3 separate regions of the Mus musculus genome follow, and all the other regions are linked to region 2. Evidence: chromatin loops called from intact Hi-C (ENCODE). Cell type or tissue: heart. All regions are shown on one strand.

Region 1 (5,000 bases), 220 kb after region 2:
CAGGGCAAAATACATACTTTCATAACAAAACTATAATGTCCTCTCAAGTATGAACAATGTACACATAATACATGGTATACAGTATTTACAAAATATAAAATATAATACAAGCTGCTTGTGTGACTTAAGCTCATTGTGTCGGATGCTGCAACAGGGCAAGTTTTCACTGCTGTATCCGTTTCCTTTCGAGTCCAAAGGTCTGGGGAAATCGATGTTTACCACACACTGCAGACGCAAGCCTAGGTCTGCACCTTGAGGAGCGTTTTCAAGTGCACTGCCATCAGCTCCCGGCTCTGGCTGGGGTTCTCGGCGGTACTTCCCATCCAGTGACTCGGAGGCTTTGGGAGGACACTAGGGGAAGGTGGGTCACTGAACTTTGCTCCGGCGTAATTTTCCTTTTGGCTCACTTCTGTTAGAAATGCTGATTTCTTCAAATGGTTACTTTTAATGTTCTCAGTATTTTTAAAAGACTTTTTTTCCTGCTTCTGCATTCGATCGGAGGAAGCAGAATCCTGCCAAAAGTCACTTTCATTCCTTTTTGCAGAGGTGATCTTGGTTAGTGGCAAGTTGTATTTGCTTTTCTGTCTGTTTATCTTTGGTTGTTCACACAAGTGTATACCATGCACAAGCTGGCTGTGGGGAAGGGCAATTTTCTCCGATTTTCCCATCTTTGATTTTAAAACCTACAAAGGAACACAAAAGTGAGCAATTTTCAAGATAAAAGTTATCTTTACATATATTTTACAAACTTGCTTTTAAAGTCCTCTAGAATTTAATCCGGTTTTAAATAAATACGTTATGTGTGGGATGTGCTTACTACTGGATGTTCAAATGTGCACGCCTCTTATGTTGCTATTGAATTGATGCTGTTAATTATAGCATATATCAAACTTACATTCAGAAAAATATCACTTAAAAAAAACTCAATGTCCATCTTTTCTAACTGTAAACAACAGTAAGGAACAAGTGTCCTCTATAGGTTAGAAAAAAAGTTCCCGTCTGCCTTTCAGATTCAGCAACTTCATGGACGACCTTCTAAGCTCAGCCAAAAGGTCTGTAAGGCAGAAGCAGAAAGGTAAATTCCAGGCCAGCCGGGGCTACAGCCCGAATCCTAACAGGCCACAAACTTTTGCACTGTAGTAACTTTCCCAGCATAATCTACAGAAATGTGCACCAAATGAAAACACCCTTAGATCACTGCCCCTCTGATGCTTGCATGATATAGTAAGGACACAAAAACTGAGACCCAAGTACAAGGTCATACTGTCTTTCCCGTTCAAAACTGCCTCTGAAAAATAGAATCTTCTCCAATGTACAGTGAGTTCTAAGCTAATGCAAGTGCCTGTCTGAAAAACTAAAAACCAAACCAAACCAAACAAAAAACCACTTCAGGATCTAAATTCTTATTCCTCTTCATGGGCACATCTTGATCAAGTACAATTTCAGTACAATGGCTGCTTTTCGTGTCACTACCAACAAAGAATTCTTCAAGCTGTATGAAAAAGGTGGTTTCGGCTTTTGTTTTTCATGCTAAGACAACTCTCAAATCCTTTAGCCTCGACAAAACTGTATCCCAGTTATCCAGATCCGTTAACCGAGGAGTCCATTTTATAACTTCTAAAAACTCATTCAGGGCGCTGCTTAGAAGCCCCCTCCAGCGAGGCAAGCTCGTGCCGGCCTGCACAGGGCCCGGGACACCTTCGCGTCGGGCATCAGACGGAGACTCCTGCCAACTTCCCAACAGCAGTCCGACTCAGCGGATCTGGCTGTGCGTGGGTCCCGCCCGCCCGGTGCCCCACTGGGCACCGCGCCTGCGCCTGCGCCTCCGCCCCCACCCAGCACCGCCTTCATGAGCGCCCCAGAGCGCTGCACGTAGCGGGCTGACGTCAGCCCTCCGCAGGTCCCTGAGCCCCGAACGCCGAAACCCCCTGGAGCGCCGCCAAGCTTCTAAATGCAGGCTGTTGCTGGGCCGTAGCCGCCGCTCCCATTGGCTGGCTCCGGAGCCAATGGGCGGCGCCAGCGCAGCCGCCCAGCCCCCCTCCCGCTTCCGCCCCACCACTCGAGCGAGCGTCACGGAAACTTCCCTCCCGAGTAAACAGCCGCCCCGCCCCCACCGGCCCTACCTCCTTCGCGAGTGGGGGCTGTCTGTGGAGCAGGGCAGTGGCCGCCAGACCTCGCTCCTCCTGCGCGACGATTGGCCCCGGCGCCGGGCTGCGACCACCCTCCAGGCTCGGCCGGTGCTGCTGGAACTGGTGGAAGCGGCTGGGCAGCTGCCCGGCCGGGCTGGCCCGCACCTTTTTCTTCCGCCGCTTCTTGGGCGCCGCCCGCGGGGCAGCCGCCGGGGCCAAGGTGCAGCCGGACGGCGCGGTGGTGCGAGGCGCGGGCGCCAGGCACGGCCCGTCCCCCCCGAGGAAGTGCGGCAGGAAGAGGGTGGGTGGCAGCGCGCGCGGGTCCGGAAGGCGCGGCAAGGGCGGCGGGGCCGGGTTCACCATCGGGAGGGCCCCGAGGAACCCGAGCGGCGCTAAGCGGCCGCTCAGAGCGAGATCTCGCTGTGGGACGGAGACGACGGTCATGGCGCGGGGACTCGGCAGAAAGGCGGGGAGCAGGAGTCACGGGGCGGCGGCGGAGGCTGCTGCTGGAAGGTTCGGAGCAAGGACCATGACTCGGGCGAGGCGGCGCAGCAACAAATAGCGCTGGCCACCGCGGCCAGTGTTGTTACCCGAGGCCCCGCCCCGTGCCCGCCCACCTCCCTGCGGCGGCCCAATCCGCGTGCGCCTGCCAGGCCACTCCCTCGGTCCCGCCTCCGCGCCCCGAGGCAAGACACAAACAAGCAGCCTGCTGCAGCCCTTCACAAAGAGCGCACGTTGCGCAGGCGCGCCCAACGGGCTCTTACCGAGAGTGTCCCGTGAACAATGAAGTTCGACTTCTGCCTCACCTCCCTGGCAGCGATCCTTTGGGGTAGCCTGGGGGTGGGGCAGGGGAGGAGGAGGAGAGAGGCGGTGGAGGAACTAGGAAGCTTCTGACCTCCAGAAAGGACTGCTTTGTAGGTTTTCGATTTCAGCCCTACATAAAAATTTTAAGAGATTTCGGAGAACACTAAGGATTTATTTCACTAAGGATTTACAGCACTGGTGAAGATCTGCCTCCATTTAACCTACAGTGAAATTTGGCTATGTGGTTTCTCATTCGGTTTTCCGACGCTGCCAATTAACCCTGGTGGTGAAAATAAAAAAGGGTTTACTGAAGGATTCTTCAGCTCATCAGAAGTACTCTATAATGCCGAAAATGGGCCTTTAATTTTTTACTGCCTTTATAGCTAAAGATCTCTGGGAGTCTCTTGAGATCTCACATTGCCCCTGAAACTTGATGCTGCTGCCAACCAATTGGCCTTTGTCCCACCCAGAGAAAACAGCTCTGCTACAGTTGCTAGCTAACTGGGTTAACAGAATTCTCTACTCACAGTTTAATACAGAAAAGAACTGTAGACACCAGTTACCAAATAGGACCTCAGAACCAATTTCTGTAATTCATCTTGTTTGAAACATACTTCTTTAATGATTGGGGCTTTATTTATTTAGTTTCCTCTTTTTTCTTTCTTCGAGATGGCGTTACTCTTTGTGTAGCCCAGGCTGTACTCTGTACTCGATCTGTAGACCAGGCTGGCCTCGAACACAGAGATACACCAGTCTCTGCCTCCCTAGTGCTGGGATTAAAGGCCCATGTCACCATTGTCCAATAATTTTTTTTTAATCATTTTACAGTAAGGCATACAAGAGACTAAAGAATTAGACACAAATCATTAAAAAATTAACAGAAGAATCTGAACTCTGGTCTAGGTATGGCAAGGTCAAGACCTGTAACACTAGCTCCTGGAGAGGCAGAAGTAGAGGATGGGAAATTTCTAGTGTAGGGAATTTAATGAGACTCTGCCTCATAATAAAAAGAGCAGGGCATCTAGATGGATCAGTGAGTAATTAAAATGCTTGCTATATAAGCCTAGCAGCCTGAGTCCCATCCCTGTAAGCCACCTAAAAATGAAAGACAGCCAAAACCACAAAGTGGCCCTCTGACTTCCAAACACATTCTGCCGCAAACCTGCTTCCACTACACACACACACACACACACACACACACATAGACACACACACACTGTGAGGAGAACAGAAGATGGGAATGAGCTAGGAGGTTAGAGGCAGGGAATAGTTCCATTGTCTTTGGCCAGCAGTAGGGAATGTCTTTGTTCTCAGGCTAGAGATCCCAGAAGGGAGCCCTGACATCTTACTTCTTTCTACACAGCCACTCCCAGTACATTGATTCTTTGATAGTGAACAGATGATGGTGAAAGTCAGGAATATCCATTCCTGATTTCAGTTCAGACCTTTTTTTTTTTTTTTTTTTTTTGAGACAGGGTTTCTCTGTATAGCCCTGGCTGTCCTGGAACTCACTTTGTAGACCAGGCTGGCCTCAAACTCAAAAATCCGCCTGCCTCTGCCTCCCAAGTGCTGGGATTAAAGGCATGCGCTACCAAGCCGGGCGATTTCAGCCCTTCTTGTAAATGATGTCAGGGTGAGCACTTCTGAAGTGGTAGTCGTTGCATGCAGTTCCCTTGATCGGGACTCTGTTGAGGCTCATCAAGAGACAGCTATCTCCTAGTCAAAGTTTGGAACCCACCACTTGCCAGAGTAGAAAAATGACCTTTTGGTAACTTCCTTTTCATCTCTTTTACTTTCAGATTCTGGACTCCGGAATGCTTTCCCGGGCACTCTGGGATTGTTCACTTTCCTCTGAAGCTGTCTAACCCCTTTCTCCTTGTGGCCCCTTACAAAAAGACGTTTTTCTCTCCCTCTTCTCCATCTTTTCTCTCCAGACAGCTGCTGAGATTTACACCATGCCTGCCTTACAGTCTTGGGAAAAAAACAAAACTAATAAACTCCTTGAGCTTCTGTTCTAAACTACCTTATTAGTGAGACTAAGAACCCTGAGTGAGAGCTTCAATTTCC
Region 2 (5,000 bases):
CTCTGACACTCAGAGTCTGATCTCAACCCTTCTTACCCCATTGCTCAGTTCCCATTTATGAGAGCCAGAACCTAGTTAATACCCGGTCCTCCTCCTAAAGTGCTCCCTGAGCCCTTAGGGCAGGCCATGTATGATAAGGTCTCAGACAACACAGAGACAAATAGCAACTTCTCAAACAAAGGGGAGTTTGTCAAACATCTGAGTTGTGCGAACAGGGTCAACCTCGTACTTATGGGACCTGCCATCCCCACTGGTATGGGACCTGCCATCCTGATAGCTACCCATTCTCCCCCTCTTAGGAGGAAAAGCTAATTCCATGGCTGAGTGGTAGTTAGCTAGTTCTGTAAAAAGAGAACGCCCTTCTCCTTGTTTTTAATTGAGGCAGGGTTTCTCTGTGTCGCCCTGGAACTTGATCTGTAGACTTTGTAGACCAGGTTGGCTCCAACTTCCGGGTACCGGGATTAAAGGCATATGCCATCACACCTGGCTCCCAAGAGTTCAGATAATGTAAGTCAGAGACTCTGCCACTGGGCTAGTCGGCTATGGATAGACTATGGACAGTCATCTAAATACTAAGTAAGAGGTGTCACCCCCTGGATCCACCAAATCCAGGTAAAGAAGACTTCCTGAGAAGGAAGAGGCCGGGACGCTAAAGGTCCACGCAGACCAGCCTTGCCTTCCAGAGACTTCAGGGACCAGCTTTCCGGCTCTGCTCTGGTTACAAAGCTAGAAGCCAGTGGGCACGCATTGGAAACTAAGGAATCCAAACAGAGACATCAAGCATTTGAAAAGTAACTAAAAGAAACACTAAAAGTAACAAGGAGTGAAATGACTAAAGTAACACCATTTTGTCCTGATCTTACTCGGGCTCCATTTTGTGTCTGCTTGAGCACTTTCCCAGCTCCTTCACCCTCCCCCCACCCCAACAACATTCACATCCGCCTTGGCAGCACATTTGGGACTTTCCATGGCTCAGATACATAACCAAAATATTTGCTGGTTGTATAGTCAAAACAAATGCAAACAAGCTCCCCTGACCCCGACGATGCGATGCCGTTGTGGTTTCTCTTTAGAAATGCTATACCCTGAGCAGAGAGAGTCTTTGGGGGCAAGAGCCTGCTCTTGGTTGCTGGCTTAATAAAGGACTGTAATTTGGCCTTATATATGTGTGGTGGTCTATAACGTCTCACCTGGACTGTAGCAGTAAAATATACCAAGAAGCTAAGAACCTGCACTGTACTCAAAATAAATAAGAGAACTTAAATGAACTGCTCAATTTCTTCAAGACTTCAATTTTCTTCAACCATTAAAATAATCTGTGTCACTGCCAACACTCATGAAGAGTAAATGAATTGATCAAGCATTCAACGTCCAGTAGAGCTTGTATCAGGATGTCAACGCTAAGGGGAAGGGGACCACATTCACAGGGCTTTGTCTAGAGAAACGGGGAACAACACATACAACACATGGGGATTGTAGCTCAAAGCTGTCAAGACTCTGAAGTGTTTTGAACTTCATCTTTTGTTATTTGCAGCATCGCCAGAAACTGGTTTAAGTTTGTTTTTTATTTTTTAAAGTTATCGTCAGGATTATTATAAAAAATAAGATGAAATTCTTCCAAATTTTAATTTGGGATGGAATCTTTTTGTTTGCTGAAAATTGTTACTTTCTTCTAGGAGGGAATTTGTTCTGAAGAAACAAAGTATTCTTTTGACAAACCTACATTTCTGGGAAAATTAATCTTTCCGACCCAGTTAACAGTCAAGCAATTAGTAACTTTTAGCATTTACTCCTTTTTTAAAAAAAAATCATATTTACCCTCTCTGTACATGTTTATATTTAGAAAAAAATTAAGAGTTGACTTTTCTCTTGCAGTGATTATAATTAAGCTTTGCCATGGGCCCATAACTCAATGCCGGATTTGTTGCTGTCTTTTACCTAAGGAAGAGCCCCCAAGGACGAGGTGATGTGGCTTCAAGAATAAAATAAAAGAGAAACATCCTTATCTCCATTGTTGGGAGGAAGAGGAGAGCCTCAGGGCAAAGTGCCTTCCGAGTCTGGCTGGCGGGCGGATGGGAACGACTACACCCCCTCGGCAGGCCTGGTCATGGGGCCGGTCGGAGCAGCGCAGGTTGCTGGATGCTAAATTTGAGGACTGAACACAAAGAATGAAAGCTTAATGGAGAAGCACATTGAAGCTCGGTTTTGCTTGCTTCTCTATTCTTCAGATTATCACCGTACTATTCAGAAAACATCGCCTTTAATGGCTTAGAAGATGCCACTTAAATCTTTTTTTTTTCCCTCCTCCTTCAGACGGCTGGGAAAAATTACTGACATTCCCACAAACACATTTGACAATGTTAAACAAGAACACTAATCTGTCTAATTGGTTAATCTTCATTCCACCTATAACCTTCTCTAATCTCCGCTGGCTCCCTCCCTTTTTTGAGGCCCTTTTATCTCGGTAAGCCGTCCGAACCAGAACCTTACTTTCTCTGTCCTCCATGATCCGAAAAGACAAACGCACCGCATCTCTTTCAGACCGACCTGTCCCATTTATGCGTTTTTATTAACATTCCAGGCGACCCCTTGGTTTTATTTCTGGGAGGTTCTGATGCACCCCGAAAAACGCTGCCTTAGCTAACCGCACCGCGGAGCTAGGGGCCACTCCCGTCCATCGCACCGAGGCCAACTGCGGGCTCGGAGAAGCGCACATCACGGCGCCGCAGTCCCAGGCCGCGCTCGCCCGCCCGCCGCTCCGGGCTGCGCCGTTCCTCCGAGCTCCCTGCGAGCTCCGCGGGAACCCCTGAAGGGCCCGCGGCGAGTCGGTCTCCCGGGCTGGGCCGAGGGGACGACGAGGGTGCCGCCCGTCTCCCCAGGGCTGCCGGGCGGGCGGGATTCGCGGGACCGCCGCTGCCGAGTGACCGACCGCCACGAAGCGCCCGCCACGTCAGGCCGACTTCACAGACCCGGCGCCGGCGGTGACGCAGCGGCGCGTCAGCCGGGACGTCAGTCCCGCAGGCCGTCCGCAGCCCGGCGCCCCGTTCGGCGACGCCCCGGCGCCCGGCCGGCCCTCAGGGAGGCGGACCCCGCGGCACGCACCTCGCCCGCGGTCGGGCTGGACTGGGCGGTGTCAGCGGAGGCCCTCGCTAGGCGCGTCCGCCGCGCGAGACCCGGGCAGCTGCGGCGCCGACGAGAGCGGCAGCGGGGACGTCCGCCATGGAGACCCGCTACAACCTGAAGAGCCCGGGTGAGCCGGGCTGGGGCGGCGGGCGGGCGGACGGGCGGGGGACCCGGGACTCAGAGCGCGGCGCCTCGGCCCGCTCGTGTCCGCCGGCCCTCGCGGCTGCTCCGGGCTCGCGCTTTACGCGAGGCCGCGGCCGGTCCGGGGGTGCAGGCCGCAGAGCGGGCGGCCGCTGCGGATCCCCCGATGCGCTGGCGCTCCTCCGCTCCTGGCCTCTTCCTCCCGGTGTCTGCGGAGCGAAGCAGGAGACAGCCGAGCCAAGGGCAGGTGCGAAGGCGACGACGGTCCGCACTACTGACCATCCCTGGCCGCATCTGCGTCCTTCGTGTCCCCTCCGCCTCTGCCGACGAACTTTTGTTAGGTGTTTGACTCACATTTGAAATATCCCATTTTTATTGTGGTTGAAATATCCAATTTCAGTATTTGGGGGAGAATTTATAGACGTAGAAAAAAAAAATATGTCCTGTAGCTAAACTAGTTGAGCTGTGCACTTGGGAATTAACCATGATTTGGGGGGGTTGATTGCTACTTTGAATTTCTTTCCTTCAGTTAATGCCCTCAGACAATCCTGGCCTCCAGTTATTTTCTGGTGCACTAAAAACAATGCCAAAAACAAAAAACAAAAAACCCATTATCAGTTGTCATATCTTTTAAGGCAGACGTAGCACAAATTACTGGAGCCTAAAAAATGTACTTTGATAATTTGTCAGGGGGAAAAAACTCCTCCCTGTTAGCTCTGAATAATAAGCCTCAGGGTATTGATGATCATTGAACTAGAACTCTCGTCACCGTTTGTTTTCTTTCCCACACTGCTTCTTAGTTTGGACTTAAGTCTGATATCTTTATGGGAAAGAGTTGGTATTGTGAATCTTTTTAAAAATATATATATATTTTAAATTTTTAGAATATATAAAGGAAAAGCCAGAGAATATTGGCTGAACAGAATGTTGTTAGCTTGAATGCTGATAAGTAAGTGGCCTTAGGGACCAGATGTAGAATTAGTCATTTCTACGGTGTTTGTTTAAAATTTGACCACGCCTGTGTAAGAATTATATGGCTGAATTTTAATGGGACATGTCTCTGTCTTCAGCCCATCACTTAAAACCTGAAGAGTTAAAAAAGGTCAGAGAAAGTAGAAATGCCTGGATTTTACCATTTTGATGCCAGAATGATTAAATTAGTTGGAATTTTGTTGTTGTTGTTTTGAGACAGTTTCTCTGTGTAGCTCTGGCTGTCCTGAAATTCACTCTGTAGACCAAGCTGGCCGAGATCCTCCTGCCCCTGCCTTCCCAGAACTGACATTAAAGGTGTTTGCCACCTAGCTAAATTTGTTGGACTTTTAAAATCAAACTGTGCAGTAAATTGTACAGTACTTAGTCACACCTAGAGCAGCAGAGGTCCTTAGGCAGATGTCCAGAGAATAATGCAGTGTGAAATGTTGTCAGGAAATTGTTCAATCTTTTTTTTTTTTTTAACAACTTCCTTTTATCTATCTTTTTATTTATGTGCATTTTTTTCCCTTGCATGTATGTCTGTGTGAGGATGTAAGATCCCCTGGAACTGGAGTTATAGACAGCTGTAAGCTACCATCTGGGTCAGTTTATAAGGTCTTCTGGAAGAGCTGGCAGTGCTCTTAACTTCTGAGACCTCACTTCAGCCCCAAATTTCTCCTTCTTGATAGGCTATTGTACCCAAGATTATGATAAAATTTAAGCAACTTTAGAAATTTAATACATTTCTAGATGGGTATGGTGAT
Region 3 (5,000 bases), 280 kb after region 2:
TTAGTGAAAATCTTTAAGTAACTCTATTACGGGGGGGGGGGGGGAGGACTTTGGGTATGTAAATACAGTATCTCATTAGGGGGAGAATAAGCAGAAATTATTCCTTCCAACTCCTCAGCAGGCCTGCCTAGGCAAACTAGCAGCTCTCCTGGTCAGATGATTGACACTCTAAAGGGTGGGATCAATAGTAAAAAAAAAAAAAAAAGCTGTAAATTTAGTCAGATTGTGCCTCCCTTCACCTAAGGCCAGAGGTAGGATTTAGATTTATTCTTTTGAGCCTTCGTTTGATTACTTTTGTTGTCACTGTAAATCAAACCCTGGTTGAAAGCTCCTTCGGGAGGAAAGGATTTCTTTGGCCTTTTGGTCCATCAAGAAAGGAAGCAAGGGCAGGAGCCTGAAGGCAGGAACTCTGGAGAAACTCAGGCTGACATCCCTGGCTTGCTCAGCTAGCTTCCCTATACAGCCTTGCCAGTTGATTTTGGTGTTCAACCTCCTGGTTGCAAGTCCCTAGAAAACCTCTATCTTCAAAAATTAAAAAATTTTTACATTACAATTCATAACAGTAGCAAAATTAAGTTATGAAGTGGCAACAAAAATAATTTTATGGCTGGGGCCCCATATCATGAGGAGCTGTATTAAAAGGGTCTCGGCATTAGGAAGGTTGAGAACCACTAACCCATCGGATCAGGAATGGCTTGGCTCTCTGCCATTGATTAGTGTCATAGTTTGGGGTTCCATTGCTGTGAAGTCACACCATGACCAGGACAACATTTAATTGTAGCTGACTTACAGGTTCAGATGTTCAGTCCATTATCATAAAGGCATGAAACATGGCAGTATCCAGGCAAACATGGTGCTGGAGAAAGCTGAGAGTTCTATGTCTTGATCCAACTGCGGCTAGGAGGAGACTGTCTCTGCCAGACTTGATCATGTGCGAGCGTGCGTGCGTGCGCGCACGCGTGCACACACACACACACACACACACACACGCACGCACACACACAGAGACCTCAAAGCCCACCCCACAGTGACACACTTCCTCTAACAAGGCTACACCTCCTCCAATAAGGCCATACTTAACAGTGCCCCTTCCCATGGGCAAAGCACAGTCAAACCACCACAATTAGCAATCAAGAAAATGCCCAATAGACAGGGCCACAGGTCAATTAGGTCCTCAATCGAGGTTTCCTCTTCTCAGGCATGTCAAGTTGATGACTGAAGGGATTATAAGGAAGAACCAGCTTGCTCCTAGTGGCCCACAACCAAGCTTATAGCTACAGCTTTTCATATGGTGTTTTAAATCTCAAGAATGGGCGAAGCCGGGTGTGGTGGCGCAAGCCTTTGATCCCAGCACTCGGGAGGCAGAGGCAGGTGGATTTCTGAGTTCGAGGCCAGCCTGGTCTACAAAGTGAGTTCCAGGACAGCCAGGACTATACAGAGAAACCTTGTCTCGAAAAACCAAAAAAAAAAAAAAAAAAAAAAAAAAAAAAAAGGTGAAAACCAGCAATAAACAAAACAAACAAACACCACATCAAAACCATCTGCTCCAGAAATGATAGTCTTAAGGCTTCTGGAACTAATTTTTGATGTTTTATGGGTCGTCGGAAGCACGTCCCCTACACTTCGCCAAAAAAAGAAAACTCATTTATAATAACCTAGACTCTGGTTTTCCGGACTTTTTGATGCAGGTAAAGGGAGGATTCTCAAATGACCCAGATCCAGCAGAGACATCAAATTTGAGCTATGATTAACGGAAAAGCACTTTTTCACCTGTGAAATACCCTTCTGAATGTAGCAGGTCAGTCCACAGGTGGAAAGAAGCTTGGATTCCTTCTACTTTGGGGGTTTCTCCGGTTTAGATGGAAAAAAAGAGACACCAGTCATTAGAGTACTCACAAAGGCAAAACAGGGGCGGGGCGTGGCAGAGGCCGGCGCCCTGAGATACAGGGGCGGGGCTGAAGGGGGCGGGCCAGGTGGAACCGCCTATCTAGTTCTCAGCAGCTTCCCCTCCCTCACTTGGGCGGGGCTTCCATTTCGCCTGACCTCGGAAGAAAGGGGGCGGGCCCTTTGGGGCGGAAGTCGCAGTGCATTGTGGGTTCGCCGGGAGCCGCGGAGTCGAACCTGAATGAAAGTGGCGCGCCGCTGAGGACCCGGGTAGAGCTGCTGCCGTTGGGGTCCGGGCTGGTTTGCTGTGGAGCTATCGGCGAGGCGGCACAGACATGGCTTACAACAAGATCCCGCCGCGGTGGCTGAACTGTCCGCGGCGCGGTCAGCCGGTGGCAGGTACCCGGGAGGGGGCTGCGGGAGGGTTCGAATCTCACTGCGCCGGCCGGGCCTGGGGGACCGCGCGCTTGGTGGTCGCCAGTCGGGACTCCCGCAAGGCGGAGGAGTGAGGACCGGAGGTGGACCAGACGCTTCTAGAGCTTAAAGTTTGTGAACCTCTTTGTGATATTTTGGAGACTGGGTCTCGCTGTCTTGGCGAGACTTGTTTTCGGAAAGAGAGTAGCTGGGTGTGAGCCTGGAAATTGAAGGAAAGCTTAAAGAGACGCGAGGCTGGATAGCGGGGGACTTTTGGTTTTGTTATTAAAAATTGACTTTTTGCGGAATGTTGCCATCTTGAGTTTGACGTATAGTGGACTCATCCCCGAACTTGCGAGCTGGGATTATAGGCTCGGGTCACTGCTTGGCTAAAAGAACAGTGACTTCAAAGTGTACAGTTTGATAGTTTTGGACCACACACATGTATTCCAGGGAATACACATGAAATAACGGAGGCACAGTTCTCTGAATCCGTGGAGACATCGCACATGGTAACTTTAAAGGACCAGGCTCCACAGTTACCAGCAACCGGGTTAGATAGCAATTAGGAACTTTGTCTGCTGGACCTAGAAGCCAAAAACATTTTTGTGATTAAAATTGAGGAAGGAATACAAGTTCTGTTTTCACAGGATTTACTCAGCTATAGAGTAATTATCGGGCAGGTGTTTGCAAAGATCTGCTAAGTCTCCTTATCGGAGTTATGAGACATAAGCGTTTCCTTTCTCTCTTTTTAGCTATCTGAACACCAGGCAAAATACAGTGAGCTGTGGCTCCCTATTGAGGAGCTAGCTGGTACCCACACTCTCTTAGAAGCCCACACCCTTGCTTTCTGGTTGTCTTTATTCTGAGTGACTCTCTTTTTCTTTTCTTTCTTTCTTTTTTCTTTTTTTTTTTTTTGTTTTGTTTTGTATTTTTTCGACACAGGGTTTCTCTGTATAGCCCTGGCTGTCCTGGAGCTCACTTTGTAGACCAGGCTGGCCTCGAACTCAGAAATCCGCCTGCCTCTGCCTACCGAGTGCTGGGATTAAAGGCGTGTACCACGCCCGGCTTTTTCTTAACTCTTGAGCTAAAACCTGTATATTAAAACTGTAACTTTTTGTTTTAAAGCTGTGCTGGGTAACACAAAGCAGGAAGTTTTAGGATGGAGCTTATGTGAAGATTTCAGCACATATAGGAAGAAACAGTTGTGTTATGCGTGGGTCAGGATGTGGTGGTTAACTGGGTATCTTTTCTGGCGTCATTTGGAATTAAATTTAGGGAGTCTCAGAATTTTTGCCACCTTCAAAATTTCTTGCTCCCCCCTCTCTTATTTATGTTGCTTTACATTATGTGGATGTAACACTTGTATGAACACTTGTACCCATGGCAGGAGATTCCAGTAAGCACCAATTATGTGGTGACAGATAAATGGGAGTGGTGGCATTCTAAGACTAACAAGGACCCACGGGCTCTGCTGCTACAGTTCGTCTCTAGACCTGGCCATGCTGACACCAAGTCATGGCCAAGTAACTTGCTTTAAACATGAGTTTTAGGAGCGTGGGAGTTGTCTCAGTGCTGCTGTTCCAGAGAACATGAAGAGTGGCGCACAACCACCTGCAGCTCCACTTCCAGGACATCTGATTGCCTCTTCTGGCTTCTTCTAGTACCTGCATACATGTGGATTATACTCATAATTATCACATGCACACACATACATAAACCTTCAAAAAGGGGAGTTTAAACATAAAACCCATACACGTTTAAATCTCATGCTCTTGGTATGTGTTCCATTCAGTTTACCTAAAACACTTCACCTTAATATACAATTTTTTTTCTTATGTAACCCACTGTGTGGCTGCCTAGAGACTGTTTGAGCATATGGACATAGGGAAAATATTATGACAGCTTCCACATAGTAGTCTTTCTATACATTGTTGTATGAAACTTCTGTAGTCCTGTTGATCTGCTTTCTGTCATTGATGGCGTACATCCTTTAATAAATGCAAACATCATGCACTCTCACGTTGTGTGTGTTTGTATGGCTGGCCTTGAACTATGGCCAATGTAGTTTGAGGATCAGCTTTAATTCCTGATCCTGCTTCTGCTTCCGAGATGTCGGGAACAAATATGCCTGCCCTTCCCTAGAGCCCCACTTTTTAAAGGGCGCTTGAGTTGGTCAAATAGCTCCTTCTATACTCGTCAACTCCACTCTAGCTTGTCTTTTCATTCTCCCAACAGTTTTGCATTTGCAGGGTGTGGTGGGACGGACCTTTAATGCCAGCATACGAGGCAGAGGCTGGTGAATCGAGGCCAGCCTGTCCTAGGTAGTGAGTTCCAGCCAGCTGGGGCTGCATAATGAGACCCTGCCTCAAATTTAGAAAAAGAAAAAGTGAAAGTTTTAAGCTTTAACTAACTTGCAACTTACTGTTTTTTTTTTAATGAAGAAAAAGGTTTTATGTGTATATATTAAACATATTTTACAATATTGCCTAGCAGTGTATGAAATTGTTAGAAGCAGAGATTCTGCGCTTGTTTACGTTGATTCTTCTATTTTGTATTTTGTAAGCATTCCTTAAGATTTCATATGAAATCCTCAGTCAATAAAGCTATATAAACAGTTAATAAAAGTGATTGAAAGATTTTAAGCAGAGATGGTGGCATATGTGTGTAATTCCCAGCATTTAGTATTGGTGTGAGTTGAA

Evidence for each region. Hi-C counts contacts between places; a loop is a spot of excess contacts. Peaks named below come from ENCODE experiments on the same cell type or tissue, not always from the same donor. Only the 100,000 strongest peaks of a DNase experiment are listed, where the experiment ranks them.
Region 1: a loop joins it to region 2, with 14 times the contacts of the local background. A loop is called at or near these places in 9 of 42 quality-filtered maps.
Region 3: it touches region 2 in a loop (3-fold over the local background); 2 of 42 quality-filtered maps call a loop at or near these places.

The regions. Positions count from the first base shown.
Region 1 is chr4:33,245,825-33,250,824 of GRCm38, forward strand. It overlaps Pnrc1 (proline-rich nuclear receptor coactivator 1), which reads right to left and starts at 2,963. Exons shown (of 2, transcript NM_001033225.2): 1 at 2,124-2,963; 2 at 1-683. The coding sequence starts at 2,573. The coding sequence ends at 240. In heart, a CTCF peak has its summit at 3,216; DNase peaks (open chromatin) are centred at 1,967 and 2,827; H3K4me3 peaks cover 3,631 bases; H3K27ac peaks cover 3,685 bases.
Region 2 is chr4:33,028,367-33,033,366 of GRCm38, forward strand. It overlaps Ube2j1 (ubiquitin-conjugating enzyme E2J 1), which reads left to right and starts at 3,014. Exons shown (of 8, transcript NM_019586.4): 1 at 3,014-3,250. The coding sequence starts at 3,220. 4933421O10Rik (RIKEN cDNA 4933421O10 gene) reads right to left here and starts at 2,957. Exons shown (of 2, transcript NR_036602.1): 1 at 2,491-2,957; 2 at 1-2,155. In heart, no CTCF peak of the experiment used is centred here; a DNase peak (open chromatin) is centred at 3,055; H3K4me3 peaks cover 2,920 bases; H3K27ac peaks cover 2,008 bases.
Region 3 is chr4:33,308,242-33,313,241 of GRCm38, forward strand. Rngtt (RNA guanylyltransferase and 5'-phosphatase) reads left to right here and starts at 2,070. Exons shown (of 16, transcript NM_011884.3): 1 at 2,070-2,283. The coding sequence starts at 2,220. In heart, no CTCF peak of the experiment used is centred here; a DNase peak (open chromatin) is centred at 2,030; H3K4me3 peaks cover 1,642 bases; H3K27ac peaks cover 1,297 bases.